Linked DNA regions of Mus musculus: all the other regions are linked to region 1. A link is a loop called in an ENCODE intact Hi-C map of the cell type or tissue named here. Cell type or tissue: heart. All regions are shown on one strand. Region 1 holds the start of Gm35302 (a long non-coding RNA gene). Region 2 has its middle 33 kb from the start of Foxf2. Region 3 holds the start of Foxq1 (forkhead box Q1). Region 4 has its middle 7.4 kb from the start of Foxf2. Region 5 overlaps Exoc2 (exocyst complex component 2). Region 6 overlaps Foxf2 (forkhead box F2).

Region 1 (5,000 bases):
CTCCTCCTTCTCCTCCTTCTCCTCCTTCTCCTCCTTCTCCCCCTCCCCTCCCCTTCCTTGTCTTCTTTCTTCTCCTTCTTCTTTCTTCTTCTTTATCTTTCTTTCTTTCTTTCCTTTCTTTCTCTTCTTCTTCTTCTTCTTCTTCTTCTTCTTCTCCTCCTTCTAATTATATATATATATATATATATATATATATCCTACACATCCTGTCAAGGCTCAGGGAACCTCACAGGAAGGAGACTGGAAGAATGTAAGAGCCAAAGAATGGGGAAAGCTGTTGTAAAGTGCTGTCTTCCAGACATGACAATATGACATGACTGTCACACTTAGTCACAACAGCTGTGGTTCCCTGCACAGGAACAAGTCTACCAAACTCCCTGTGTAGAAGGGGTAGGCAAGGTGCTGGCCCCACCCCTTACTGAGGAGCTACTGGTGGTGAATAGCTGCTAAGGAGAACAATCATCCTTTTTTGAGGATATGGCCACTGTAGGCTTCCCATGCTCTAGGGGATGCCCCACACCCATGCACAGGCAAGCAGTACTTACTGAACTTGAGTGGAGTAAAAGTAATAATGAAAAAACAACATGAAGTTGGGAAGGACTATGTTGTAGAAAATATGGGAAATTGGAAGAAAATGTGTGTGTGTGTGTGTGTGTGTGTGTGTGTGTGTGTGTGATCATACTGCATTGCATATATGTATGAAACTCTCAGGAATAAAGAAAAAAACATTGGTAGTAAATAGAGGGAATTTACTTGGGAGAAGCAGTAGGACCAAGAGGGGCATGAAAAGAGAAGATGAGGAGGAGAAAAGTGGTCCTTGGGTGTTTCATACAGTCTAGCTATCATCTACCATCCATCTGTCTGTCTTCATATAATAGAAGCAGAAGGGGGCCACTTGGAGGGAAGAAGGGGGTCTGTAAGAGGATGAAAGAAGCAGAGAGAAAGGAATGGGTGTGCATATAAGCAAAGTAGAATGATGTCCATGTAAGAAAATGACATAATGACGCTTGTTGTTTTATACTCTAAAAATTCATTAAGACAGAAAGAGAGGCTAGCAGAGAAGGCCATTGCCATAGGGAGAATTAGTTAGGGAATGGCCAGAGGCAGCTCTTCCATGTTGGCTACTTTAGGAAGCTTTAACTCTTTCTAGCCCTTTTGGATGCTGATGAGAGACAACCTCACGATGAGAGAAGGATGGAGCTAACACCAGCACTGGAAAGCACAAATTGCTTGCTTCTGAAACAAGAAAAAGGCCTTAAGGAAGGCAAAGCTACTTGCTCACCACCGCAGAGCCAAGGCTCACACCGTGACTGTCATAGCTTCTTATATCAGGAGAGTACCACAGACGGACTTGTTCCAGTGCCTTAAAGGTGTCTGTGTAGATGAGACAAGAACAGCATCATGCTTTGAGGCTATGTAATTAATAACTAAGCCTGAGAGAATTCAAGTAAGCCCCGAAAGATCATTCCTCACCAAAAGAAAGGTTGAAAGCAAGTATGGAGTCAATCAGCGTGCACTGCTTCCTTCTGATTCAAAACACATTTCTCTGAAAATGTTCATATATCTAAAAAATGTGTATCACCACTTTCCACATTTTAAGATGCTGAGTTAAAAGTAGAGGGGCATAGGTGAGCTGTATATTTATTAACTATAATTGAACATGACTGCTTGCTAGATCACTTGTTACATATGAAATTCCAATTTTGGAAATTCTTATAATTTTCATTATGCATTTTAATGCAATAAGCTAAATGTATTAAAAATTTTTAAATATAAGTCATGTTTTATTCAGGCTTCCAAACGTAACTAATTTAGCAGAAGGTTCCAACATCTGCTTCCAAAACAGACTTAACAACCTCAGACCATAAGGCTGATTCTTTGCCTCACTCAAGAAATGTGCAAATATGGACCAGGGCTGGCTGGAGGCGCTTGGGAAGGTTCCTAAACGTGCAGAAGGTCACATAGATGCCAGTAGACAGAGAAGATTCCAGAAGTGCTGAAAAAGTCACTGAACTGATCAAGTTCTGACCTCGAGGAAGATGAGGTGTGGGGGAAGGGAAGTCTTGAGAGCTGGGGTCCCAGGGCCCCTGGCACTGTGTCCCCTCCATCACCAGGAGCTCTTCTACCTGAACAGCTACCAACCCTCACCTGAAATGACAAAAACCATGCCTTATTTATTTCAGTGAAATTTAAATCATAAAATGCATCATTACTGATTATCCAAACCCCATGACTAGGAAGAAAATAAACCTGGGAATTTCCACATTCACATTTATACACAAAAGCCTTTGTTTTAATGTTTTATGTCCCTATGATTTGTGAAACAAGGTTCATTCATTTGAAGTGTGCAATTCGATGGCTTTTAGTATGTCCACAACGATACAGCCATCATCATATAGTATAATTTAACAATAGTCGTGTATCCTAAAGAAACACTACAGTCACTTTATCGCCCCAACTCCCACTCAACGCCTCCCCGCAGCCCTAGGGAGTCACTAATTCATTTGTACTGCCAAAGAGACAGGACATTCATATACACAGAATCTTACACTATCTAGCTCTTTGTTATTAATTAACAACCTTTTTTTAAATAACTTCCTTAAAAATCCATTTTCAAAAGCATTTTTTCAAACCTCAATCCTTTTTTATTTCAGTAATCTAGACAATTTTGCAATCCAAGTTCGAACTTCATGTTTCCTGCTTTGAAAATGCGATTTTTTTTTTTTCTTATCTCCGGGACCATGAAGATTGTTTGGCTGTGGTAGGTGGCAGAGACAGCTGGCTGGCTCCAAAAGGAAAGTAACCAATCTAGGCATTGTGTGTCCTCTTGCGACCCCTGGTGGTTCATTGAGAGAGTGTTTTTAAAATGAATCCCTTGGAGCGTTTTAATCTCGAAACAGAGCACGACTACTAATTAATATCAAATGTAACTAAAATTTAAATTATGTTACTACATTTAAGTGTCCTACTATTTTTCTAGAAATTATAGACTTTAAGTCTGGTCCCCAAGCTCCTATTAGAACCCTGTCCAAATGCTTTCTTAATACTTTTCATTTTTCACAAGGAAACATTAAAAGCCTTTCATTTTATTCCTGTACAAAAACACAAAATCCTGACCGCCCTTTCATGACTTCATTACTGTCTTTAAAAATAAAATAAACAAGGGGTCAAAATTTTACTAAAACTTGTAGTACTAAAACCAAATAAAACAGACATTAAAGTAAAAAACACAAACTATATATTAGTAACAACAAAATCCTCTAAGGTCTGCGCTTGGTGAAACTTTCCTTCAGTTGTTTATCACAGCTATTGCTATTTAAGCATCGCTCCACTTTTAACTGGGTTTAAAACTGAAACTTTAATACTTACTGACTTTTTCCTAATTCTGAATTCCTTTTGTAAAATTTGAACTAGAAGGGACAATGAGATAAAATACTTATACAAATAACTTTCTATGTTCCTTTAAATACAATAAATTACTGCTATGGCCACACTAAATTATTTCTGATGCAGTTGTATTTCTGATTTATTAATAAAACTTTATAGTCTTAGAGTCTCAAACCTTGACAAAATATATATTACGTATATATTAAAACAAGGATCCTAGTTCACGTGGCGTCTAGACTCAAGAAGAAACCAGAAGCAGGCGAGTCAGAGCAGGGCAGGGACCAAAGTGAATAAAATCAAAGCTCACAATGCACAGTCATTAAAATATCACAAGGAAATCCATCAGTTTGCACAACGAGTACATTCTAATAAAAATATTAACAGGATACACACACATATACTGCTAAGGAATAACAGATTTTTTTTTAACTATTGTCTCCAGAAGCACTTTAAATTTTGCTCAAAGTTTGAAAACTCTTTAGAAGTGAATGTGTAATTTAACAGACATTATTACTCTGAAATTATTTATTTATTCTACTTTGTGGAGACTTAAAAATATATCTTTCTACCACCTAAGACAGAGAAATTTTAATAGTCATTTATCCATCTATAAATACATCGGTTTGAACGAAAGATTGCAAGTTAGAATTGAAATTGTAGATTTTTAATGAAACATCAGACCTACATAAGTCATTCCTTGGGAAAGCACAAAATGTATGCACACCTGTCTCCATGCACAAAGCAAAATGGAGCTTGCAGAGTCAGCAGGCTCTAGCTGATCCAGCTGGCGTTATCTGGATGCAGACGGCACCCTCAAGACCAGAGCCATCACTAACTGCAAGCAAGAAGAAATTGGAGACCCGTCCTTAACTCCACTGGAAAAAGGGAGAAAAAAATAAGCAGGGCTTTTTGTGACAAAAGAAATCGGAAGCAGAAGCCCACAGGTACCTGGATTTGTGCTGCCTGCCTCTGTAGGCACTACCACGGGACACAACGTGAAGAACGGGCTGTTCCAGCTTTGCTTCTGAACTCCTTCCATATCGCAAACCACTGTGGAACTCTTGCCATGGCTTTGGTATTGTAAGGATCATTGAATTAGAGGTAAATTTGATTTCTGTGATGCTGGACCCTTTACTTTTTATGTTGCCTAAAGAGTTTTAAAAAAAAGAAAAGAAAAGAAACTTGTTGTTTATTAGTGTTTGTTTACGATAATTGTAGAATAGTGAGAATAATTTAACTCATTTTCTTCCTCCCCCAACCCGTCACCCCATCCCCCACCCCCACCCCCAAAAGGAAATTGAAAGAACACGGCCTGAGATGTAGATCCAATCCGAGGTAGCACTCTTGCCTGGCGGTACAAACCTGGGATCTATCCCCAGCATGGCAAGTCACAGATCAAGAAATAAAAACCCCTTTTGAACTAGAGAGACTGATATATGATCCTGGCCTGGTGAATGTAGATAGAGGGGGGCTAAAGACAACAAAAGACCTTGCCTTAAAGCCCTTCTACCTTTTCTCAAAAGATGGTCAATTACTGTTTACGGCTCCAGCACTCTTTGATAGTAATCAGTGGCTTGCGTCTCCCTCCTCTCTTACCGCTGTTTACTCTGAGG
Region 2 (5,000 bases), 580 kb before region 1:
TAACATAAATGAACGTGCATTAATAAATTAAGTCTGTGATACAAAGTCTGAGGCAGGCATGGTGACATAATTAGTGTCACGTGAAAGCATGGGGTCCTCACTCACAAATGACTTAGGGATTTTCAGAGGAGGGCAGTAGGCCATCAAAGGGTGCTCAGGCCCCTGTGCCACAGTGGGGGAGGGGCGCCCTATGTAACCAGCTGTGCTCAGAGTGTGTGTGATCTGTAGAACATGGCTAAGTCCAAACCTGCCCAAACTAGAAGACGGGCTGGCTTGTTCTTGCCTAAAGCACCATGAAAATTCTAAGCTTCCCCTCCCCCCTCCCCGAAAGAATAAAAGCTTAAGTAATGAGAAGCTGTCCAACGGCTTTGGGTCACTAGCAAACTGCAGATGACCATACATCCACAGTGACCAGAAAGAATGCCACCACCAGGGTGAACCCATAGGCTGATGTGGGATTGCAGGAACGGCCACTCTAGGGGGAAGAGCTGGAGAGGGAGCAGCTTAAAGGTCTTGGCCACAGGTACGGAGGATCTTGAACCCAAAGTCGCTGAGATAAGTAAGTTCACCCCCAAAACTTCCTCACACTTTCGGTAACTTTTGGTAACACTCTTCTTAGCGTCAGGCAATTTTCCATGAATGTTTTTATTTTTATTTTCTAAGATGTATAAAACCAGAACCAGTCCCGAGAATCCCTTATATGGACCAGATACAAATCCTTAACCAGTGCTCTTTGAAAAAGCAGATACTTTTAATTTTGATAAACTCTGAATGATGGATCTAGATCTCTTCTGCTTTGGGTGCTGTGTCCCCAAGACCTTTAGCTAGTAAAAATAGACTTGGGACTCAAACCTACACCTTAGCTCTACATACCACATGTTTTCCTTCACCCAACTGTGCCCACAGACTTGCCAGCTGCTGATGGAGCCCCCCGCCATGTGCCAGTCTCTGAAGCTGCAGCAGTAAGCAAAACCAAGCCAATGTGTCACCGTCCTAGAAACAGAGTGGCTCTGGACTGAGGGAGGGAGCCTGTATCACCCCAGAAATATGATCAATGAGGTGCTATAGTAAAAGCAAAGGTAGAATGGGGTATGGCAAGTGAAGTGCGCAGGGACAGTGGTTCTGTGACCCGAGGTAAGAGAGACAAGAGAGTCCATAGCAGCTTGAGGGGATAGGGTCTGGGACCCATAGCTAGGGAAGAAGCTGATTGGCTCCCACAGGTAAAACAAAGACCTGGATCTCCCCAGTGGGAGGGAAGTCCCCGGAGGCACTGTGCGGGGATGTGATACGTTTCAGGGGCCAGGCTGAGAACAGACTGGACACCCAAAGGGAGCTCTGTGAGCCACTCAGGTGAAGCAACCGCTTGGACGGTCATCTCCACAGAATGGCAAAACAAAGTGGGAGCCAGATCAATTTTAAAAATACACCTGAGAGAATTTTCTGGTGGGATAGATTGGGGTGGGGGCAAAGAAGGAGAGAGAGAAGAGAAAATATCAAGGCAAGAAGCAGCTTGGCCGTGCTAGCAGGAAAGCTGTTTGTGGGGTATCAAGCTTCTTGGGACTGTGGGAGTTAGGTTTGGGGTGTTTGCATGTGTGTGGGGGGACTGCCTATTAGAGCAGAGACATCCACATGGCAGCTTTGAGAGCTACAAGTCAGGGAATCATTAGTGTCCCCCTGCATTTTAAGGCAAGAGCCCGATAAGACCCCAGCTCCATGCTGGGATGGAACCTGACCCTGGGTGCTGCCCAGGCCCTGGTAACTGGAAAGTCAAAACAACAGAGGAGCCTGGAGGTATGAGGACCAAGAAGGGTGTAAGGGAGCAGGAGAGGAGGGCAGCTGAAGTCAGGGAGGCTAGGGTTGCAGAAAGTAGTGGCTGGTGAGCTGCTTCAGGCAAGACAAGAACCAAGATGGCCACCCTTTCAAGGATGGAGCCAGCACCATGATGCTTGGGTAGAAAGAGTGAATCCTAGAGAGATGTGGTCACTGAGACCCTAATAGCCCTCCTGAACATCTGCTGTGGAGGTGAGATAGGCAGGAGCTGACACGGAAGCTGGGGTAGAAAGACAGCTGTGGCTTCTTGTTCCTTCTCCCCTCCCCATCTTTCTCCCCGTCTTCCTATCTTTTTTACCCCCACTTTTGTTTTAGATAAAACAATCGCACAAAATGATACCCAAACCTTATCCGGATATTCAAGTACTAGAAAAGATGTTCCAGTCTTGAGGGAAATCAAGACAACATGAGACTCTGGTTTTGCCCCGAATATTTATTCTGCAAATATAAGACTGCCAGTATGGATTCTCTGAAAAGAAATGCCATTTGAGGCAGGGAGTTAAGGGCTCCCTGCAGTCTAGAAGAACTTCATGTTATATGAACTTTGCCCATCAGGTGGCGATGTTGTGCCACAAAAGGAAAATCATTTCCAACTACTCTTGCTCTGCAAAACTCAGGAACAACTTTCTAAAAAAGATTGTTCTGCCCATCCCAGCTCACTACCAACTTCCCACAAAACGGGGAGGTATGTTCACATATTCCTAAGCTCAAACTTTTAGCAGCTCTGGGATTCCTTTCACTGTGTATGAGCTCTTGGATCTAGTATGCCCTGTGTGTTACCACCATTTTCTTTTCAGTGTCATATCTGTGACTCTGGTTCCTCTGGTCAACCCAGTCTATTAGCCTCCTAGAAAACAACTCAGTTACTGCAAGGAAACAAGGAATAGCAGACTCCCCTGAACTACTGGGCTCACCGTACCCCAACTGAGCGGGAAAGGACTGTCCTTCAGCGCAGACCTCCAGTAGGTATGATGTCTGCCATCTTAGCCCATCGAGTGCACATCTCTGTAATAATGCTGCCATTCCTACCACCCATCTCTGGCATTGTTTCATTTTTCCCAAGCCAAGTCTACTCACTGAACGCTGACTCCCCTGCCCCTCCTCATCCAGCCACGGCCCATCCCCCTACTTCCGTCTATATGAGTTTTACCTCTATTAAGTGGAACACAGAGTATTGTCCTTTGTACCTCTCCAGTTTACCAAACCTCAAGGTTTACCATGTGGCACCTTTTTAAAGCTTCCTTCCATTTTTAGCACCAAGTGATATTTCACTATTCTGTTGGAACGTACCCACACCTGTGTGTTAACAACCATCCAGAAACGAGCCTTTGCATCGTTTCTACCCCTTAGCTGGATGTGTGGGCACATCTTTTCACTTCTGCTTTCAATCATCTTGTGTGAGTCCCCAAAGCTGAACTGCTGGATCAGGTGGTGATTCTGTGTTTAGCCTTTTGAGGGGCCACCATGCTTGCCACGGTAACTGGAGGAGTTTACAGTCCCAGCAGTGTCCCTAGGGTGCACAGTGGCTGAGGAAGTCTGAAGGGGGTAACTGCAAGGCACTTTTTTGATGGCTTTTCTGGGCAAAGTGGGGGTGTGAGCATGCCAGTTTCGGGTCATTGGATATAGAGAAGGATGTCGGGGGGCTCACACATGAGTCCCTACAGCCAGAGCTGGGGCAGGGCCTAAAAGTGGGGCCAAGCAACTGCTACCCATGTATGGTTTCCTGGGCCAAAGCTAACATGCAGAACTTTACCCCAAACATCCATGTCTTTTCTTAGGAGCCAACTTGAGAAGGTCACTAAGACAGTTTACATCTTTCTGAGGTCCGCAGAGGGTTCCTTTTTTCTGTTGTAAGAGTTTTATCAAGTTTAGGCATTTCTCAGTGAAATAAAATTTTTGTACTATGGTCAGCAGACAAGCTGTTCAGCTGTTCATCATAAGGTTCATTTGGGTGACCAACAGCACTGCATGGATATTGGCTTGTCAGGGAGTGATTTGAGCTACTGTCCCACACACCTGCCCAAGGCACTGTCACCCATTCTCAGAAGATTCTGTCTTCTGGAACCCAGTTCTTTACGTATGCACACTTAGAGTTAGTATGAAGTGATAAGACTCAGTTTAAACCACTGGTTCTCAACCTCTGGGTCAAGACCCCTTGGGAGGGGCACATACCAGATATCCTACATATCAGATACTTATAGTACAATTCATAACAGTAGCAAAACTACAGTTAAGCAGCAACAAAATGATCTAATGGTTGAGGGGGTCACCACATGAGGACTGTACTAAAGGGTTGTAGCATTAGGAAAGGTGAGAACCACTGGTTTAAAGGAAAAATCTGTCCTGGCACAAGCTCCGTTTGTTTCGTCTGTAACAGTGCTAAGCCCTGGGTTTTAAACACCCCAGCTTAAAGGCTGTCATTTAAAAGAAAGTCTTATTCATGCAAAGCATACACACAATGTTCTGGTGAACTTCACACCAATGTACGCAGGTTAAGGAAAAACAAAAATGAAACAAACATGAAGACCTGTTAAGTGACCAGATCAGACAGGCTCTTCCAGAAAGCATCCCAAGTACAGAGAGTGACTCAGAGCTGGGACAGCTGTTGGGAGCCATGTCAAAGAGTCCAATCTGTCTTCCAGTGTGGAGCAGAACCAGTGCTCTGGCCCAAGAGAAGAGAGGTATAATCCTTCGAAGGAAAACTTGTCCTAAGGATGGCATTTGTATTAAAACTCTGCATTCCTGACCCAGTTCAGTGAGGGTAGGCAGCACTGGCAAGATCACACAGCTCTTAGGTGACAGCACTAGGGCCCAAAATTAGTAGTTGGACTCTAAGTGAAATAAAGGACTAACTTATTTATATTGTATTTTATTAGTATTTGTATGAGTGCATATATGTCTGTGCACTACTCAGTGCCTGGTGCCCATGGAGGACAGAAGAGGGCATCAGACTCCATGGAACTGGTGCTATAGACAGTTGTAAGACACAATGTGGGTGCTGGAAATTAAACCCAGATCCTCTGGAAGAGCAGCTAGTGATATAGGCCAGGCACTGTGGTGGAGTGCTGTACACACCTGTGATCCTAGCTCTTGGGAGGTAGAGCAAGAGGGTTTTTGTGAATATGAGGTCAGTCCATCTACATGAGACCCTGTCTCAAACCACCCCACCA
Region 3 (5,000 bases), 480 kb before region 1:
TAATCTCCACGAGGGGAACCTGCCTTTCTCTTTCCTGATTGGTTTGTTTCAGCTTTGTCTACCTTTTGCAAGAATCCAAACCCATTAGTATCACTCTGAGGAATACTGAGAACTCCAACCCCTGGAGGCTTTCTTACATCCCTGTCCCAGAAGGAGCATCCTCCAACAGGCTCACTGCTTTCTTCTCCATGAAATGTTAAGATCTCAGGTCACGTTTCTGTCTGGCATGGAGGCCCAGATATTCTGTCTGAATATCTCACCACTTCAGACTTTTCCAATGTACGGAGCTGTTAGGGACCTGTTGCTTTTGAACTTACCAAGGAATCAGCGTCCTTATTTGCGAATAATATCTCAGCTGATGGCAGGAAAGATCACAGAAGTGTTCACACCCAAGCAACTGTTTTAGTTCAAGAAAAGGTAGCTTTGTTTTGATAAAACAAAAAACAAAAAACACTAGCATTCAAGTTGCCCTGAAAATTGCCTGAAGGCAATTTTTGGTGTGCCAAATAAGTTTTACGCCAAGATCAAGTTTCCAGCTTCAGTCAACTGACTTGAAAATGTCCACCTGACGAAAAGCTGTTTGCTACCTCACCTTGCCAGCTCACCTGGCCGGCTAAAGGTTCTTAGGAGAGAGATAGGCAGATGTATGTGTTGTGCTAACTCCTGAATGTCTTTGAGTCTAGGAAATTCTATTAATGGAAGGCACATCCTAGACATTGTGAAGCAATAGCAGAAAATGAAACCACAAATATCTTGATCTCGGTATGAAGGACTTTTTGTTTGTTTGTTTGTTTTCGAGGCAGGGTTTCTCTGTATAGCCCTGGCTGTCCTGGAACTCACTTTGTAGACCAGGCTGGCCTCGAACTCAGAAATCCACCTGCCTTTGCCTCCCAAATGCTGGGATTAAAGGCATGCGTCACCACCGCCCAGCCTGAACCCATTTTTTTTGGGGTGGGGGAGTGGTAAAAATATCTACCCCAATCTACTATCACAAAGTGTTTTGTAGATCAATTTTGAGTTTTATTTTTTTTTAAAAAAACAAGCAGTATGCCTGGGGTTCATAAAATTTATATACAAATATATACACAGACACAAATAATATTAAAATAAAAATCACACGGTTTCTCGTGGTGGCGGCCCTGGCACCCCACAAACATAATGCTAACTTTTCCTTTAAAGAAATTGCTTGGCCCAAGAAGACCACAGTTAGGTAACCACTAATAAAGCTGTAGCCGTTGCCTGCAACATTTCAATTCAGGTTTCAAAAATATATAAATAATTTAATTACAAAAACCCAACAACATTTCCCTCTTTTTTTTTTTTTTTGGCACAGTGAAGCATTGGTTGTTAGCAAAGAAAATGACCATAAGTTTGATTGACAGCTCTCTTACACGCAGCAGTCACTCCTGTGAAAGACACACATTTACACAGCGGGGTCTCAAAACCCCAAACAGTAGTCATCATTTACCCCATGGAGTGGTTCCCTGATGTATTTTTCTTTTTCTTTTTTATGGGTGGGGAAGGTAAATCAGTGGAAGGCGTGACGCAAATAGGAGGGAAAGGAAAGCCTCTATGCGGGAGAGTACAGGCCTGGCCAAGAAATGGAAAAGAACGGCTTTGATCCTCTGTAAAGTTACAAAAGACAAAGGAAACTATTCTGGACTAAGTTAAAACACTTGGGTCAAAATGCTTAACTTTAAGGCACATTTGATGGAGAGTTGAAAAAAAGAAAAACTCTATTCCTCCGGAAAGTGGAAAGTGCACAGCCCTAGAGCCCACATTCCAACCTCCTCAACAAAAGGCGCCCCCAACTCCACCCTGCTCAGCACCCCTTCTGCTGAGCACAGAGCTCCTGTCAAGCTAGCAGAGTCTCCACCGGGTAGGACAGGTGCGGACCGGGACCGCAGGCCGCTGCCGCCTGCAGGGCCGTGGGCAGCCGTAGGGGGCAGTACAGGTGCGCCGCGCCGGCGGTCTCCGGACCTCGGAATGGCTTGGCTGGAGCCGCGGTGGAGAGGGGCGCCAGCAGAAGGGGCGCCGCGGGCTGCACCTCGGTCCCGCGCGACGCCAGCAGCGTAGGCTCGCTTGCGCCGTAAGCACAGAGCGGTAGCAGAGCGCCACCGGGCGCCGCGGGAAGGAGCGCGGGATAGGCGCGCAGCGGCGGGCAGGGAGCGGCGCCCCAGGGTAGCTGCACCCCCAGAGCCGAGTCGCCGTCGCGGCGGCTGCGAAAAGGCTTGCTGAGAATGCTGTCGATGGCGAAGGAGCTGGAGAACTTGCTCGCAGGGCTGGAGCGCTCCTCCTGGCGAGCCGGCGAGCGCGCGATCGGGGAGGAGCGGGCGGCGGGCGCGGGCTGCGGGGTCCCGGCAGGTCCGGGTGGGGCTTCCTCCGGCCGCAGCCCGGACGCGGAGACTGTGGTCCGGTGGCTGAGGCGCTTGCGGCGGCGGCGGAAGACCCCGTCGGCGAAGGTGTATTCGCTGTTGGGGTTGAGCATCCAGTAGTTGTCCTTGCCCCAGGGCCGCGAGGGGTCGCGCAGCACCTTGACGAAACAGTCGTTGAGCGAGAGGTTGTGGCGCACGGAGTTGCGCCAGCCCGTGTAGCTGCCCCGGAAAAAGGGGAACTTGCCCATGAGGTACTCGTTGATCTCGGCCAGTGTCAGGCGTCCGCCCGCGGAGTCGCGGATGGCCATGGCGATGAGAGCGATGTAGGAGTATGGGGGCTTGGGCCGCCGCGTGTACGGCTTGCTGCGCGCGCCCTCGCCGCCGCCCACGCCGCCCGCGCACGGCCCTGCCGCGGAGGCCTGCGTTCTGCTGTCATCAGTTGCCTCCGGACCGTCTTGGGCGCTCGGCCCGCCACTCGAATTCCTCTCGCCGCCGCCACCTTCCAGATCCCCGGCGCCGCTGCCCGCCGCCGGGCTGTTGGCTGCACAGTCCCCGTCTGAGCCTAAGGAGTCGTCACCAGCCGCGGACAGTGGAGATGGCACGTCGCTGCTGCCGGCCCCCTCCAGATCGCTGCCCATTTTGTCCCCGTGGGCTGCGCGTGGGACGAACACCTCCAATTTCATGCCGGCGCTGGTGCTTCCAGTCCGGCACAGTTACCCCTTTCCTGCGAGGTCGTAGGAAGCGAGTGGCGCCCGGAGTGGCGATCCCGTGGCCCGCTGAGTCTGTCTTCTCCTGGGAGGGACCGCTCCTGCGTCTTTCCGAGAGAGACGCTTTTCCGAAAGGTTCTCCTCCGCTGGGATTTTTTTTGGGAGGGGTTTTGATTGTTGGGTGAAGTGAGGAGTGGAGTGATAGAAGTTGGTGCAGTGCTGTCCTTACTCCGAGGTTTAGAGACTTTGAGCGGAAGACAAGCGAGGAATGAGGGGCCACCCTGCGAAGCGGGGGCCAGGACACACCAGCCTTAGGATTTCGTGCTGGGAGGACCGAGCCGGCGCTTATGCTATCGGTCTGGGCGTCCAAAAGTGTTCCTTCGCTGGATGTCTAGGTCTCAGGCACCGACCTGACGTCTGCTGGCGCACCCGCTACTTTTGAGGATAGGACGTCTTCAGCCTCGAGAGCCCATAGAAAGGAGTCTTCGAGGCCGCCGCACCCGCAGCCGCCTTGCCACCCCCGGCTTCCCGGGCAGCATGTCCGCGCTGGCCGGCCGCAGCAGAATCTCGCCTCCACCTTCGGTCCGGCCCAATATAACCCTGCGGCGGCTCCGCGCGGGCGGGGCCTGGGCGCCCACGGCCAGGGGGTGGGGGAACTAGGTGGCCGAGGTGGCCGCGGCTCCCCCCAAGGCGTTCATCAGGCCGAGGCCACGCGGCGGCGCGGCCACAGAGTCTCCGCGGGCGCAGGTTGTTTGTTTTGGGTCTGGCCGGCCCCGCCCTTTCGGTCTCGCCAATGGGGAGCGAGCGCACGGCTAGGGTGTGCGCGCGAGTGTGCGCGCCTGTGCGGCTGCCCCGCCCGCCCCGCTGCGCAGGTAGGAGCTTCTGGCTTCCCGCGGCCACCGAGTGGGTTTCTGCGCCCCCCGGACTCACCAAGACGATTGCTCTCCTATACCTGGTAGAGCTGACACTTTTTGGACGCTCCAGAGAGACACCTAAAAGGGCTTAGGCCGAGGGACTGGTTGCATAGGTCTGGCCGCCGTCCTGAGCTGCGCGCTGCGTGCAGCCTGCGGATTTTTTTGGCAAGGAGAGCCAATATTCTTAGGAAAGGAAATCCCTGGTGATAATTGAATCGCTGAACTGCAGACACCCCGTGGAACAGCCTTTGCATTGACCTCTTTCGTGCCCTTCCTCTTACTTCCTCTCTATGGCCAACTTTACCCCTTGTAACAAGTAAAAACCACGAGCTTGAAATTCTATGATTCTTTTTGGTTGATCGTGCCTCTTGTTTCTTAGCCGGCTTCCGACTTTCACTTTTATTTTGTCATACCTGGCTGGAGGCTCTGGGGGGAAGGAGGCAACGCCCCATACTTTTACCGGGAGGCCGCTTTGCAAGAGAGGTGCCCGGCTCTGCCTGCCTTGAGTCCCTTCCGAAGTCTTGTGACGTGGGCTTTGCCCACAGCCATGCAGTGCCCGGGTCTAGCAATCAACAAGAATCACGGGAGGATGTGTGTTCCTTGGGGCATGAGGCAAAGGCAAGGCGTGTTTATCGCTATTTGTCTGCAACTGTGCTCTAGAACTTGCCTTGGCTTTAGTGGCACGGGTGTCAAACAGGAAAGGAGGCCTCTTCTGCAACTCCTCCGACTCCCTGACAACTCTGTGTCAGTTCTCCAAGGAAAGGGGCCTTGCACTAGGAAGGGTGCACTTTTGACCCTATGCCTACCACGCCAGCTTCCTCCTTCTTCCTGCTTTTGTTGCGAATAATGTTGAGGCTGCGACTATGTGGGAGAGCATGTTTGAAGTTTATTTTATTACTTTCCACCATTTGTGTGGAAAGCATACACAAGCTTCTCTTCTCTTAAGTCAAGAAGCCGTAAAGGCGCTCAGAATGCAGTGGGCATCTTGACAGCCAGCAGGAATC
Region 4 (5,000 bases), 540 kb before region 1:
CCTTGACACTATAGCAGACAGCACAGTACACTCAGGAGTGGCCACCTTGCCTGTCCCTGGTTATCTTTTCTCTTGGGAATTCGCATGCACACCCCTCCCTTCCCACCTACCTCTCTCCCTACCCTCTCTCTCCCTCTTTGAGTTTTCTCAACCCCCTCCTTTCTTCCACCTTGGAGGTGGCTAGGGTGGCTTGCCACTCGGGCTCACACGGGGAAGCTCTGCAGAGCCCGAAGAGGTCACTCCAGGAGGGCACTGGGCATGCACACAGGGATGCTACAGAAAACACCCACCAACACCCAGAGGCTGCAAGGCTGGCCCCAGACCTCCCCGATGGAGCGGGAAAGTCGGCTGGCTGCGGGCAGGCTTTCACGGAAGCGCCCTGGAGGTCCCAACCCAGTGGCCGGGTTTTCTTCTCTAGTTTGGCAGGGTCTCCTCGCCCTCTGCCTTCCCTTCCCCCCCAAATAAATAAATAAATATCTAGGAGGGCAGCGATCTCGGCGGGGCGCTGGGCCCCGCGACTCCGCGCAGATGAACTTCCTGGCGCATCAAGACTCGCTGCAGTCCTCCCGCCGAGCGCAGGATATGGGGCGCGCTCGCCTCTCTTCAGAAAAGGAAACGTAGCTCTTCCAAAAATATAAATCAGTTCTGACGTCCAAATATTTCTTTTGTCCTCCAGCATCCTCTGTAGGGATAAATAAAACGTGCTAGGCGCCCAGAGGCCGACTAGGGACCTCGGGGCGCCCAGACGCCGCCTCTGAAGTGCTGCTTCTTGCGGAGTCTCCCTCCCCATTTGCCACTCTTACCCGGCCTTGGACCCCTTCAGCTTGCCCCTTGGTCCCTGGAGTCTTAGAGGGCGATTGGCTTACGGGGCTGGCCCAGGGGGTGCTGGGGAAAAAAAAGAAGTCCCGGAGAGCAGGGCCTGAGCAGCCCCTTTCACCACCCAGCTAGCCCCCAATTTTCCAGTCCACACAGGGTGTGCACCTAACCCTTCCAGGAGGGGGCTCCTGGTGCCTCATGGCCTCGGGTTTCAGTAGTTCCAGGAGGACTCCGGAAGACCCCACATCAGGCCGAGAATACTCCTTGGGCATTCCTAAGGCTGCTGCTGCTCACCCAGAGTCAGCGAGGAGACTGTGCAGCTGATAACAGGGCTATCAGCCTGCCAAACTCACGTGTTGGCATGGGTTTAGTCAACCTTGTGCAGCTGATAACTGGGCTATCAGCCTGCCAAACTCACGTGTTGGCATGGGTTTAGTCAACCTTAAGCCTGTTCGCCTCGTAGGAACACTTTCTAGTTCTGTTAGGGTTTCCACTGGGATTAGAAAACAGCTCAACAGTAAGGCAAACCACAGCCAGCAAAAGTGGCAGAGAAACCAGCAAGACCCGAAAGAAGGTGGGTTGAGGGTGTGTTCCACAACTCCATACCCCTTCTCTTCTCTCTCCTGAAGCTGGGGTGTTGGGAGTCTCCTCTCCCCACCAAGTCCTCCCCCCTCCACGTGCACCTATGAGGTGAGCCTGAAAGAGTGGGGTTCATGGATACAGGACAGAGGTTCCCATCTGTCCTGGGCATTCCCCCTCCCGACAGTCTCAGCCTAACTCCAATATTCTTGTGTGGGTCTGGCTCGAGATTGGGCTGCGTGTGGGCGCTCTTCGCTTACCCCTTTCCTCCAGGGGATCTTCATGGCTGAGCTGCCTCAAAAATCTCCCGTGCAGAATATCTTAGAAGGGTTTAGACAATCTGTCACCCACCACTTCAAGAATGCTTCCTCCCTTTCAAACACAATCCTTGGACACCAGAAAGTCTGCAGTGGGCGTGCGCTTGAAAAGAGAGTAACTATGTAACCAGCGTCAGAGACGCTCGGAACGCTTTCAGAAACAAGGACCAGGGCCAAAAATCCCTCCAAATGATTTACGGACCCCCTCGTCCTCTTTCCCACCTTTTCCAGGACTCTGCCTTGCGCCTGCCAACCTACATCCTCGCTCTGAGTAATGTCAACTTTGAATACTTCTTGGTTTGTGTTTTTGGGAGGACACACTTTGCTTCCCGAGGTTCAAAGAAGATAGTATGTCTAGGATGACATACTTGTGGGGTTTGCTCGCAAAGTCTTTGCTGCTTGAGAGGGAGCGAGCTGCAAAGCCTGGTTGTGGATTTTTGGAGTGTCAGTTTGCTTTTGTGTCTGCTCTGGCGACTTGGGGGAACTGAGACGCGCCCAGTGTTCCTCTTGTGTCCGCTGGGTGGCGCCAGGCTCTTGGAAATGGCAGCCCCTGGGGCAGCCTGCAGCGGTCCACCCCCCAAAGGCTTGGTTTCACCTGCGGGCGCTGGAGCCGGGTGGGGGTGGGGGTGGGCAGCACCCTCCCCCCAACCCCCTTGCAACTGGTTGAGGTCTATTAGTGTTGCGCTAGGTGGATAGATGCCTTCAAATACTGGCTTATCACGTCCTCGTCCTCGGTTGGTCCCCCTTAGAGGCACATTCTCCAGTTCCATTTTCAAAGGAAAAAGAGCTAGGTCCAGGTGAAGAGGTCGGTCAGTTCCTTTAGTTTTTGGTTTTCAAAGGCGGTATGAGCGGTGGTGGTGGTAGAGGCGGAGCGGGTAGGAGTTAAGGGCATTATGCCTTAGTTTTCAATTACATAGGGAGCTCCTGGAGCTTTACTCTGGTCCTGTAAACAAATGAGTGAACCGAAAACAAATAAGGGAACCAACCAACCAAGAATACACCAACCAACCCCCAGGCTTGTTGTGTCGGGGTTCCGCAGCGATTTTCTACAAACGGCCTATTTTTCTTTTTTTTTCTGGACCTCAGCCATCTGGTCTCCCGTTGTCTTCAGTGACGGCAATACTAGGGGTTGCTTTTGTTCTCATTCTTCTAGACAGAGGAAAGCCTATGTGGCTTCTTAAAATTGTCCTGGTGAAATCCTGCAAAGTGAAACGAAACCTGAAGGGTCCTTGAGGGACAGGCTGGACCTAAAGTGGACGCTCCAGGCAGGTGGGAGTAGGCTCTGGCAGCAGGCTGGGGTTGAACCAGACACACCCAAGCATCCTACTGGCTGGAAAGGAAAGGAAAGGAAAGGAAAGGAAAGGAAAGGAAAGGAAAGGAAAGGAAAGGAAAGGAAAGGAAAGGAAAGAAAAGAAAAAAAAAAAGAAAAAAAAAGAAAAGAAAAGAAAAGAAAGGAAAGGAAAAGAGAAAATCCCTTAAAATGAGTGCAAATAAGTTATTGGTGCAAACAGTAAATCCTTTTGTGAAGTTTTACTTTGGTATTTTGTATTTGATATTGCGAAGAGATTCACAGTACAGTGATAGGGAATATGCAGAGTCTCCCTCTCTCCCACTCTCCTGACAACCAAGTATCAAGTTTATTATCTCGATTGCCTTAATTATTTCCTCAATTTTCATTTCTGGCTGAAATATTTTAAGCACCTCTAGAAGTCATGTTTTTGAAAATGCACATTTTTCCTCCCCTTAACACCCCCAAGTCTTTCATTTTTTGGATAAACAAGCAACTCCCCCCCCCCCCGCCCCCAACTACCACCACCACCAACAGGACACTCAGAATCAGGGCAGGACAAGTGCTCTGCATATTTTTCACCAACAGAATTTTCCAATGTGATGCTCCCCTCTCCCCCAGAGGGACTTTAAGCCCAAGTTTTGGCTTTGCTCTGCCAGCTTTCTTCCTTGAAAGTCCAGTGTGTGCTTACCATCACGATCCTCCCTCCCTCGTCACCAGAGTCAACTCTACATTGCTTTCTTTAGCACAGCCCATATCAGTTCTAGAGAACACATCTCTCTCTCTCTCTCTCTCTCTCTCTCTCTCTCTCTCTCTCTCTGTGTGTGTGTGTGTGTGTGTGTGCAAGTATGTGATGTATGTATGTATGTAAGTATGTATGTATGTATGAGATCATCCTTGTACAGCATTTTAAAATACATTTCTAGGCAGGGGCTATTTGTGGGAAGAGCTTTTCTCATAGTTTGAAAGTGCCTGCAGGAGAATGTCTGATTGGCCAGGGGGGCTAGGGAGAGCTGCAGATGCTGGCAAAGACGTTTATTAGCCTTGCTCCTTGACCTCTTGACTAATGTCAAGACTCTATGTACATTTATTAAATATTTGTTGATTTACTCATTTTTTTCTGTGTCCTTGAGGGCACATGTTCTGCTCTTTCATGTTCAATGAAATCTTAGCTGATAGGATAGATCACTCCAGAATGGTGATAGGTAGCCCTAAATTTACAGCTTGCCAAATTACACTTGGTCATAGTGATTTCAGATCCGTTGCTAAGTATGCTCGAACTTCTGTTTTTACATCTTTTTCCGTAAAATATAAATACTAAAAATTAAGAGATAATGACCATACACTCTCCCATGGTGACTGTAAAAATAGAATCAATGGTGTAAAAAGATACACACAGCCATCTTGTTACTTTTGGCCCAAGCGAGTAAAAGTTCTGTTTATTTTAAGTCACCCTGTTTCATTCCACATGGGATTGTTCCCCCTCAGCACTCTAAGTAACTTCTCTCGTGCAAATCGGTGTGCTTAAGCCCACTTCTAGCCTGGCCTGGTGGCGCTGCAGGCGGCGGGCGCAGGGGGCGGGGGCAGTGGTCGGCTCCTTCAAGAATGAAGTTTCTAGGCTATGGCTGGGACTCCAATTGCCCAGATCAAAAATGGAAAGGAAAGATGGATATTATTCTGTGTAGGATCAGGAAGCCCTAGGAAGGATTTACCTCGTTCATTGCACCTGGGGAGAGATTCGCGCCCTCACACAGGTGATGTGTCCTAGCATTGTTCAACAAGACGGTGCCCTGGAGTGTGCATGTGCACTCACGTGGGATAGGGGAGAACGTGGTGGTGCGGGATTGATGGTGGGTGTGTCAACTGTGCGGGTTGAAATAAGACAACAGAAGGTTGCAAGCTCCAAAGCAAAAATTCCTGGGCCAGAGAAGTGTGCTCCAATTTGGGTTGTGCTGGCTCTTGCCCTATCTTGGTCTGGTCTGAGGGTCCTGGGATGGCTC
Region 5 (5,000 bases), 180 kb after region 1:
CTTATGGATATAGAAAATACTGTCTGTAGGCCTTCCTGTAGTTAGAGGCTAAGGACCTGCACTAAATTATCTTCTAGGATAGGAAGGAACAGTGGGAGCAGATGTAGGACAGAGGATTTAGCAGTGGAACCAGAGAGCAGTGAAACTGATTGCTGCTCCTAGCAAATGCAGGCCCTGTGCTCACACTGGGCTGAGTGCTAACTGTGTTTCCTCTCTGGCCAAAGGGTCCAGCACACACAGCCACAACAACTGCATATCTGGTGTCAGAGCCCACCCTTGCCTTTCTTCCTCTACCTTTCTGAGGAAATGTTATATTTGAGGAACTTTCCTGACTTGCAAAACTGCACAATTTAAAGTGGAAATAAACTCTGAGTGAGTTAGCTAAGTGCCTTGAAGAAGCTTTGCTGCTTATGTGTTAGGTTAGCTTGCTCCTCCTGTGTGTGTGAGCTAAATTTATTTTCAGAAGTACACTAAACTTGTGGGTACAAATCTGAGAAGACACTGAGCAATCTGATGAATAACTTTTAAAATTACATTCTATTCATTAGTGGTTTTAAAAATAAGCTCAGAGCCGGGCAGTGGTGGTGCATGCCTTTAATCCCAGCACTTGGGAGTTAGAGGCAGGCAGATTTCTGAGTTCGAGGCCAGCCTGGTCTACAAAGTGAGTTCCAGGACAGCCAGGGCTATATACAGAGAAACCCTGTCTCGGGGGGTGGGGTGGGGGTGGAGGAAGCTCAGAACCAGGTCAAGTCTGTTTTACTTTAACATCTATGGCAATAGGTCCTGTGGGCACCAAGTAAAGCCAGAGACAGCCTGTGCATAGCTGTGTGTGTCCGATCCACTCTGCCATGTACAGTAGGAGTGATAGTTCCCCACTGCTGTGTTGTCTGCTCTCCTGGGCATAACTGAAGGTAGCCTCTTCCTGTAGCGTAGCAAGAAGCAGTGCTCAGCGTGGTTGCGCTCTCTCTGGCTCTCTCTGTCTAGGTGTCTCTCTTTCTGTCTCTCTGTTTCTCTCTCTGTTTCTTTCTCTCTCTCTCTCTCTCTCTCTCTCTCTCTCTCTCTCTCTCCCTTCCCCCCACTCCCCCTCCACCACTGTGTCCCTATTCCTGGAACCCTTGAGAAGCCCAAGGAGGGTGACTGAAAATGCTTTTAAATTTCCTTTGTTTTGTTTTCCTGAGTATTGAGACCAGAGTTTCCCTGAAAATGTTCCTCCTCCTCAAATTCTAAAAGTCTGAATCTCTACTCATGAGAACTAAGATCCTTTCCTCCGCCCCCTACCTTCCCAGAAGCCTTCTTCAGAATGTTCTCTAGCATATCAGTTAAAAAGAAAAGCAGTAACTTGTATCACTAGACAAAGATTCTTTTAATGAAACTGCTAGGTTTAAGCTTGGTACTAAAAAGGAAAAAAAAGGTATTGAAGTCTAGAACTAACACTGTACTTTGCAACCAAAACATTTTCTAGATTTTCTGAGACAGTAACTTCATCATTCTACATAAAATGTTTCTAAGTTTCTTCAATTTTATATTAAGATGGTACGGAGTTATTAAAACTTTTAGGGACATAATGTACAAGCTAAAGAGATTTACAATTTTAGAACATACAAAGCAAGTCTGCTGGGCTACTGCTAAGGAGCCTGAGTGACACACTGCCTGCAGCCCTAGCCAGGGGCTTCACAACGAGGAGGAAGCCTCTCATGTAAGAGTGTTGCTGTGCTGCGCTGTTGATAGCCTCTCAACTGGGGCTGAAGCAAAGTGTTAGTTGTAAAGTATCCAGATGCAAAGCAGCCGGATAGGGAGATATTGCAATAGATGACTCTCAGCAGGAAGGATCAGAAGGTATGTTCTCAGGGAAGGAAAGGCATAAGCTACTATTTGCTGTATTTATATCCCAAATAATAAAAGAGAAAAGCTCTTGGGAGAGGAAAAAATCAGAGTGGATTTGGAGAACTTTGCACTGAATTCCTCATACTAAGCTAAATGTAATTTGTTGGAATGTGGCTTTCTTCTGAGGGTAGTGCTCTTATAAATGAGGAAGGCTTATAGGTGCCTTCTTTATATGGGTAAAATCCTTTTTCTTTTTTAAAGTTGGCTTCCTACCTTCTAGCACATAAACATAGCTGTTTGCAGCCTGTGGACAGTCACAGGGAGGGCAGACGGCCATCATGGTGCTGATCTGGCAGAGTTCTGCTCTCTGGGGAGTCAGGTCTCTGAGCTATTAGCTCCTGAAGGTCAGGGTTGCCTGGCGCATTCCTAATGCATGTCAGGTTTCTATTCAACATCTTGTTTGTTGTGAACTTATTACAAAATGGATTTGTTTCTCCTCTAATTAGCTGCTAATTGAGATGTCTGAGTAATGAGTCCCCACTACTGAAGAAATGTGGGTATGCCCCACAGTGATTAGGACACGGCTAAGGTCACAGCTTGTAACCATCAATGAACATTTTCATAGACCACAAATTTTTAACCTCAAGGCAAATGTTAGCTGAGGGTTAAAGTATTTTAGTGCAATAAGTTCATTTGAAAATACTTCTAGAGTTGATATGTGTGTATTATATAAGGGCTCAGAACCAAACGAGTAATATTTGACAGAAAAATTTTGATTGAAATATATTTAAATTTTCTACAAGGATTTGAGTATTTCTTATACAAAGAAAACTTTAAATATTTTAAGAACTGTTGAAAGTTAAGAAAGCATCCATTTGCTTTACATTTTATAGAGAAATAGTTTCTCAGTTGTAAATTAATTTACCCTCTAGAGGTAAGTGCATGCTGTCAAAAAAACCTTAAATCTTAGTGGCCTCATACTGAAGTCATTGTAGAATAGTGTCACATTGCCATCCAGTGGCTGTATTTTGTATAGAAGAGATTGGGGGCAGGGACATTCACCCAGTTTCCTCTGCTGGCTCCCACCTAGGGAAATGAAGTTAATGAAATGACTCTTGAATAATAGAAAAAACTTGAGAGAAGTGACTGTTTATAAATGTAAAGTTAGTTTCTCCCTCTGCCTCAAACAAATGAGAAAACCTGCCCCCGGCGCTTTTGCATTGCACAGTTGTGGCGAACGCTTCCTGCAATGTGGTTTGTGACTTGTGGATCTGTAGGGGTAGGGAACAGGAGGGATGTCCCGTATACCAAGTGCGATTGGTAAATGCGAGGTAGAATTCTTCTGATCACTATTGGTCAGCTGTTTTCTTCCTCCCCACTCTCTTTATCTCTCTGTCTTTGTCCCCCTCCTCTTTTCTTTTCACTCTATCCACCCCTTTGATTTTTTTCTGTCATGTTTTCTTTAAATAATATAAAAATAAGTCTAAATGTAAAGAAGTGTTCTCACCAAATCCTTACAACCTTTGGTCTTTGTTGAACTAGTTTTGTCTTTTTTGTTGATTATTTGGCAAAGAGATAAATTAAAACCCTACAGCTGGGTCACCTGCACTCGCTGCTCTTCTAAAGGACATAAGTTCAGTTCTAGTGCCCACATGGCAGCTCAGAGCTGCCTGTAACACCAGTTTCAGGACATTCAGTACCATCTTCTGACCTCCACCAGCACCAGGAACTCGCATGGTGTACTTACGTAATGAAGGCAAAACATACATTCACATACAATTCTAAAAAGAGTAAAAACCCAACAGCTTTGTCATTTACTAGTGATGAAAGCAGTGGAGTAGATCTCAGTATAAACTAAGTACCAAAGACAAATATTGGCAAGTGCTTTACTAGTTTGTTAAGTTTTAGCCTTTGCTGTTACAACAGGAGCCTGTGCTTTGCCTTCTCAGGTATCTTTCCGACCTCCATGCACCTGGTGACCCTGCTTGGCAGTGTATTGGAGCTCAGCACAAGTGGACCCTCAAGCTCATGCAAGACTGCAAAGAAGGCCACATGAAGAGCCTAAAAGGCAAGAGATTCTCTTCCAGCTCACTTGCTTCTTAGTGCTTAGTAGTTAAGGGGATGAAGATGAGATTTTCCTGATCTTGGTACCTGTCTTCATTGTTGTCGGTCCTCTGCCCTACTGCTCAGTACTGCCCCTCACAGTGCCAAAGCAAGTGCCAAAAGTAAAAAAGAGAGAGCACTTTTTCAGAAATCTGTGGATGTTGTTGACGAGTGCTATAGACAGAACCTTATTTTATAGAAGAGTTAATTTTCCAAGAGGTGGACATGATTCTGTAGACATTGTATCAGCCCCTGGTAAGTTCCACTCTTCATCAGACATAGCCAGAGTCACTTGTGAGTTAGGCAAATACCAAGTGCTAGATAGACAGTGGTGAGAGAAAGAGAAGCAGGCTGTCTCCCCGAGCGACCAGCAGAGGAAAGGAAACATATTAAACGTGCAGCTAGGCAATTGAAATGTTGAGACAGGCCAGTAATGAAAAGAAAAATGACCATGGTTTTCAAGGAAGTTAACTGAGAAGAATATTTCACATAGTCAGTTCGAGAAGATAGCTTACAGAGGCTCCATATTACCTAAGAATCAGAAGTAGCTGCCAGATAACCTCTAGCTCAAGTAAGGAACTGCTGTCTAGGATTCTGGGGTAAGTTTAAAAAAAGAAATTACAGCTACGTTTATGTGCATGTTTATTGACTTTTCTTTGTTTAATTCTGACACTCAGCAAAAACATATTAGTGACTGTGCTCCAGTTAGTTGTAGTGCAGTCCCAAGGGTCTGACTTGTGCGTGCTTCCAGCATGTGAAGGAGGTGACACGTGACTGACCACAGGGATGCTGTATAATATGTCACTTCCTAAGACGAGAAGTTCTGAGTGGCATGGTAGCTCACAGGAGCAAATTGTGATCATGCTTTGAGGGTCAGGAAAGGAGTGTTGTGAGATCTGTACTGAAAGAAGAAAGATTGGACTTGAGGAAAACTTATTCTAGAAAGAACATCAGGGAGCCAGAGGCAGCCTTGCGTTCTCTGTGGCTGGAGGGAAGCACGTGATGAAAAGCTACAAGAGTTCAGGCTATAGTAAAATGGTGAGGTAATGGACCTTGTTAGCTGCTTGGAGGAG
Region 6 (5,000 bases), 550 kb before region 1:
ACTAACCTGGACCCTTGGGGCTCTCGGAGACTGAAGCATCAACCAAAGAACATACATGAACTAGACCTAGGCCTCCCGGCACATATGTAGCAGATGTGCAGCTTAATCTTCATGTGGGTCCCAAACAACTGGAGGGGGAGGGGCCATCCCAAAGCTGTTGCCTGTCCGTGGGATAAGTTCTAGCTGGGCTGCTTGTCTGGCCTCAGTGGGAGAGGAAGCCCCTAGCCTCACAAAAACTTGATGTGCCAGGGTGGAGAGATCCCAGGGGCCCCCATCCACTCGGGTGGGAGGGATGACCAGGAAGGGGGCAGTGAGCAGGATGTAAAGTGATTAAGGACAAATAATAATAATAATAATAATAATAATAATAATAATAATAAACCAAAACCCAACAGCTTTTTAGTCACTCATTAACAGGTTAGTCTTAACATAAAAAAAAAAAAAATCTTACTCAGTGTCTTTCTAGAGCCATGGTCTTCAGAGTGTGGTCCCTGGACAACATCTTCAGCATCTTTGAGAGCTTATTAGAAGTATCAATTCTTGAATTCTCCCTGGACGCACTGAACCCCAGTAGCCCCTTCTTAACAAACACTACTGGTCATTCTGGGGTACCATAGTGTCTGAAAGCCACTGCTGCGGAAGAAGCCCAGCACCTTGCCTTGTCTGCAGTGTCAGATGAAAAAGCTTTCCTAGACCTGCCTGGAAATGCATGGGGGTGAGCCAGACCCCTGAAACACATGACCTAAGAGTGATATGTAAATAGGATCAAGGTCTTCACGCTATATTAGCATCTGGAATGGCCCCTCTAGGCCCATGTACTGTCTTCTGTGATGTTAGTAGAGGTGTAGAGCCTTTAAGGTGGAGGGACCTAGGTGAGAGGTTTTCATATCACTGGGGGCGGGAGAGGGGCTTGACTAGGTAGGCGTGGGGCTGCATCTCTTCTCTTTCTAATCCCCCAGATCTGAGGGGAATCGTTTGCTCTATGATACATTTCCACCGCGGTGTGCTATACCATCCAGGCCTAAAAATCCGTGTCCCCACCCATCCACCCTCTGCTCTCTGTGAGCTGCTCATCTCTGGTATTTGCTGTGCTAATGGAAACACACTGTTCTCTCCCCCAGCCCCCAGCATGGGGAAACAGAAAGGATTAACTAGGTAACTGTGTAGGGCTTACTAAGACAACCACTGCCCAGGCTGGGCATGAGCCACGGGCCTGGTCACCTGTTGCCTTCCTTCTTAGTTTACATAGTTCTAACTAAAAGCAGACACAAAAAGGCCAGTCATTCTTTTACAAAATATTCAGCTATCCTTTTGCATATCATTTTATTCTACCAATGAGCAGAAGTTCTGAAGACCGGAGGTACACTTGAAATATGTGGGTTGGTAAATTCAAAACTCGGTGGCAGAGTAAGTGATTAGCTTGTGGGTTCAGTCCCCAAGATATAGAAATAGTTAAGTGATTCGGAACCCCCCCCCATTGAATTACTTAATCGTCTTCATTTCTAAAAGCATGGTAGCACATATTTTAGAATGTCTTACCAATATTTCAGAAACTTAAAACTAAGAATTATACTTTGTCAATTTGCAGTCAAAATACCGATGACCATAAAAAAAGAAAAGAAAAAAAATGACTATTAACATGTCTGAGTGCCTGTCTTGGATGGAGGGGCAGTTAAGAGAGAAGCATTTGTGACACAGAAGGGAACAGTGACTTTAGTTGAGAACTCTAGAAGCTTTCTAAAGGTATCAAGATCTTAGTAAATAAGGTCGGGAGGAGGGCTGACGAGTCTTCATCAGCCTGAGGATGAAATTGTAGATGGAAATAATAGATGGAGAAAATTCGAAGTGCTTCCTAAAAACAGAAAGCATTAATTCCTGACAGAGTTGTTCTAAATATCTGTACTGATTAGCACCAACATTTTGTATTCTTAGTGCTTTTTAAGCCCAGGTCCTCATGCACCTGTCTCCTGCTCCACCAGGCGGCGCGCTGGTCCTCCGGATGCGGTTGGCCAGATCGGCCTGGAGTTTGAGGTCCCGTCATTCTCTGTATAAACAAGTTACGTTCAAGTGTTTAGGATATAAATTACGACCATGCCGGCTGCCTTGGAAGGAATGTAAACACAGCACTGTGGTCGGAGCAAACTCTGCGACTGACTTCATAATTTATAGCAGGCCCCCCTGAGTAACTCAGAATAAAAGACAAAAAGGATGGGGGGGTGTAGAAAAAAACTATGTAAATGCAAATATGATAATGCAGAAACAAAAGTGTTTAATTCCGTAGTTAAAAAAATACAGAAGAGAGCCTAAGGGCTAGGAATATAGCTAAGAGTTTTGAAACTAGATGTTTTATTCAGGAGAACACCTCAGAATCAAGATTCCTTGAGATAGGGGGGAAAATATCCTCTCCAGAGTTAACAGTAAGTGCCTGGTGGTGGATTGGAAGGGAAGAGAGTTTAACAAAAAACAAAAAACAAAAATCCATCCCTGAGCAGAGACAAAAATTACTGCAACATGATTAAAAGTGACTATTGCTCTGCCCCCAGCACATGGGTGTTCTGAGTGGGAAATAAATCTGCCGCCTGGTTGGACTATTTTCCCATTTCAATCCCATGTCCTACAAGTTCTGTGGGTAGCATTCAGGGTTAGAAAACCTGGCAAGAAGTTGTGCAATCCCATGGGAGGTGTGTGTGTGTGTGTGTGTGTGTGTGTGTGTGTGTGTGTGTTGGGGGCAATTTAAATCCCCTTTGATCTGACCATCACCCAAAGCAGCCTGCAGCCTAGATGGGATGTGGAGGCTCTGGGAGGTGGTTCTTTACTCTGCCCTAGCATCTGGTACTGGTGGGAGAGAGGAAGGAGCAAAAGGGCAGAGCTCTTGGGCACAGGAAAGGAAACAAAGAGGGCGCAGAACTTAAGCTTCCTCAGATCAAACCCCTTGGCTTTCCATATCTTGCCTGCTTTTGTTGTTTTTATTTATTTATTTTTATTTCTTTGGTGTTTTGTTTTTTAAGTTCCTTTCACCTTCTGGTTTTTGTTTGGCTAGAAAAAGTGAGAGTGAACTAGAGAAAGAAATTTAAAAAAAAGTGCCCTCTCTACTGAGAAGACCCACCATCAGGACTGGACTGGCTCATTCAAAACAGAGACCTCACATCACGTCAGTTATACAACCTGGGGGTGGGCAGCCTAGAGCTGCAACTGTCACCGTGGGGTGTGGCCACAACAGGGTGCCTGCAGAGGAAAGGGTCCCTAGAACAACTACTTGTTATACACATTTTATTGAAAAAAAAAAAACCTTACATCAAAATATCTTGGCAAACTGTCAAAGTATACATAAGTGCAAATATACCCTCCTTTTACAATACAAGCGAAGTGTGAGTATACGAAGATCATAAAAATACTTTAAAAATACGGTGGTAGAAAAACAACCTTGTAAAAATGTACTGTCACAATACTGAGAGCCACTTTCTTAAACTAGACTATCGGTTCTTCATTTCTTCACAATGTTCTTTGGCACCTGTATCCGAAGAAGGGAGTGTTGGGGGACTGGGAGTGGGTGGAAGAAATGTCCTACTGAGCCAGGGAACTAGAGAAGGCTTTCTTGAAATTGTGTGCTTTTAGCACTGCAATTTTGAAAAGCACACACACACACACACACACACACACACACACACACCTCCCTTTTCAGACCCTGATTAGTGAATGCAATGGCCACCCCAGAACTGAAAAGTTTTATGTCCTCCACACAGTAACATATGTCTTACATGTAGTCACCTCCTCTGTCTGTCGCTCTTCTGGGATATTAGCTTTCGAAAGGTTTCCTCTTCCAGGGGCCGGGCAAATATCGGTGAGCAGAACTCCCTTGGGTATTTGTCTAAGTGATGGGTGTGCTACTTACTGCTATTCGCTATCCAGCGTGCACAGTGTGAGTCCGTTGCAGTTCCTGGCTGCCCCTCTCGGAGGGGAGAGGAGAAGAAGGCAGAAGAGGGAGAGCAGAGTGGCCTTCAAGGCCTCTGTCCATTCACATAACACAGGGCTTAATATCTTGGCACACGCTCTGGTGATGATGGTGATAATAAGAGCCACTAGCGGAAGGGTGGAAAGAAGAAATGCCATTGAAATTGAGGACGAAATCTTTCCTGTCGCACACTGGAGTGGAGTGGTGCTGGTAACGGGGCAGTCCGACTGAAAGAAGAAAGAAAAAAAATCTTTTCAGTGAAAGTCACCCAGCTGATGGTGGGGTGTATTAGTTCGAAATTTCCCATTAATTTGTGTTATTTTTGACTGAGGGTGTAAAGGCAGCTGGTGGCCTTAGGGTGTATGGCTATAAAACCAATAGGACGCATCTCGGAGCGCCTTGGAGACCCAAAGGCCTGCCCTGCTTTGGTTTTAAATACCCTTTCTTGAGAGGCAAGTGGGAATTCAAGAACGCCTTGAGAGGTAATCTGTTCGTGGATTCCCACATCCCTCTCTTGTGCTGGGAGACCTCTCTGCCAGGCCTGGATCCAGGCTGAGCTCGGCACACGCACGCTGACACTTTGCGCCATCGCCTCTGTTTTTGTACCTAATTTTTCTGTCTCAAGAAGTCGGGATGGGGTGGGGGTGTGCTACCCCCTTCATCCACACAGGATGACAAAGAAAATACCTTAGAGAAGAAGGGGTCTGAGAAGGGGGAGAGAAGAGGGCAGCCCCCTCCCAACCACAGGCAGCAGGCATCTTCTAGATTTCGAACCCTGGCCTTGGATAGGCCAAGAGGTGCTCTTTAGTCATGGTATCTAGCCGCACACGGAGTACCCGAGGGAACTGGTGGCTCCCGGGGAAAGCTTGTGTCTAGCGGTTGTCCACGACCTGAGCCGGTCCTTCTCAGCGTCAACCTGCGAACCACTTTTGCTTTTGCTTTCTCCGCTCCAAGGAGGAGCAATCGGCTCATGCGATCAGCGCGCATCTCTGCCACAGGGACAGGCTTTACCAAGACTTCCTCTACGCACCCGGTTGGCGTGACCCGC

The links. Peaks named below come from ENCODE experiments on the same cell type or tissue, not always from the same donor. Only the 100,000 strongest peaks of a DNase experiment are listed, where the experiment ranks them.
Region 2: a loop joins it to region 1, with 8 times the contacts of the local background. A loop is called at or near these places in 12 of 42 quality-filtered maps.
Region 3: a loop joins it to region 1, with 6 times the contacts of the local background. A loop is called at or near these places in 6 of 42 quality-filtered maps.
Region 4: it touches region 1 in a loop (7-fold over the local background); 32 of 42 quality-filtered maps call a loop at or near these places.
Region 5: a loop joins it to region 1, with 4 times the contacts of the local background. A loop is called at or near these places in 19 of 42 quality-filtered maps.
Region 6: a loop joins it to region 1, with 4 times the contacts of the local background. A loop is called at or near these places in 8 of 42 quality-filtered maps.

Annotation. Positions count from the first base shown.
Region 1 is chr13:31,080,431-31,085,430 of GRCm38, reverse strand. Gm35302 (a long non-coding RNA gene) reads right to left here and starts at 4,534. Exons shown (of 4, transcript XR_382159.2): 1 at 4,336-4,534; 2 at 4,112-4,222; 3 at 2,030-2,148; 4 at 1,028-1,374. In heart, a CTCF peak has its summit at 2,841 (motif pointing left); no DNase peak of the experiment used is centred here; H3K27me3 peaks cover 2,342 bases.
Region 2 is chr13:31,656,600-31,661,599 of GRCm38, reverse strand. No RefSeq gene overlaps it. Among named protein-coding and RNA genes, the nearest start is that of Foxf2, 33 kb to the right of the region's middle. In heart, a CTCF peak has its summit at 2,366 (motif pointing right); no DNase peak of the experiment used is centred here; H3K27me3 peaks cover 2,230 bases.
Region 3 is chr13:31,556,975-31,561,974 of GRCm38, reverse strand. It overlaps Foxq1 (forkhead box Q1), which reads right to left and starts at 3,805. Exons shown (of 1, transcript NM_008239.4): 1 at 999-3,805. The coding sequence starts at 3,058. The coding sequence ends at 1,856. In heart, a CTCF peak has its summit at 1,933; a DNase peak (open chromatin) is centred at 3,814; H3K4me3 peaks cover 3,253 bases; H3K27ac peaks cover 1,723 bases; H3K27me3 peaks cover 4,687 bases.
Region 4 is chr13:31,615,934-31,620,933 of GRCm38, reverse strand. No RefSeq gene overlaps it. Among named protein-coding and RNA genes, the nearest start is that of Foxf2, 7.4 kb to the left of the region's middle. In heart, a CTCF peak has its summit at 2,223 (motif pointing right); no DNase peak of the experiment used is centred here; H3K4me3 peaks cover 2,064 bases; H3K27me3 peaks cover 4,422 bases.
Region 5 is chr13:30,899,677-30,904,676 of GRCm38, reverse strand. It overlaps Exoc2 (exocyst complex component 2), which reads left to right. Exons shown (of 28, transcript NM_025588.2): 11 at 3,774-3,892. Among named protein-coding and RNA genes, the nearest start is that of Hus1b, 46 kb to the left of the region's middle. In heart, a CTCF peak has its summit at 2,840 (motif pointing left); no DNase peak of the experiment used is centred here.
Region 6 is chr13:31,629,661-31,634,660 of GRCm38, reverse strand. Foxf2 (forkhead box F2) reads right to left here. Exons shown (of 2, transcript NM_010225.2): 2 at 3,255-4,179. The coding sequence ends at 4,016. Among named protein-coding and RNA genes, the nearest start is that of Foxf2, 6.3 kb to the right of the region's middle. In heart, a CTCF peak has its summit at 1,971; no DNase peak of the experiment used is centred here; H3K4me3 peaks cover 893 bases; H3K27me3 peaks cover 3,549 bases.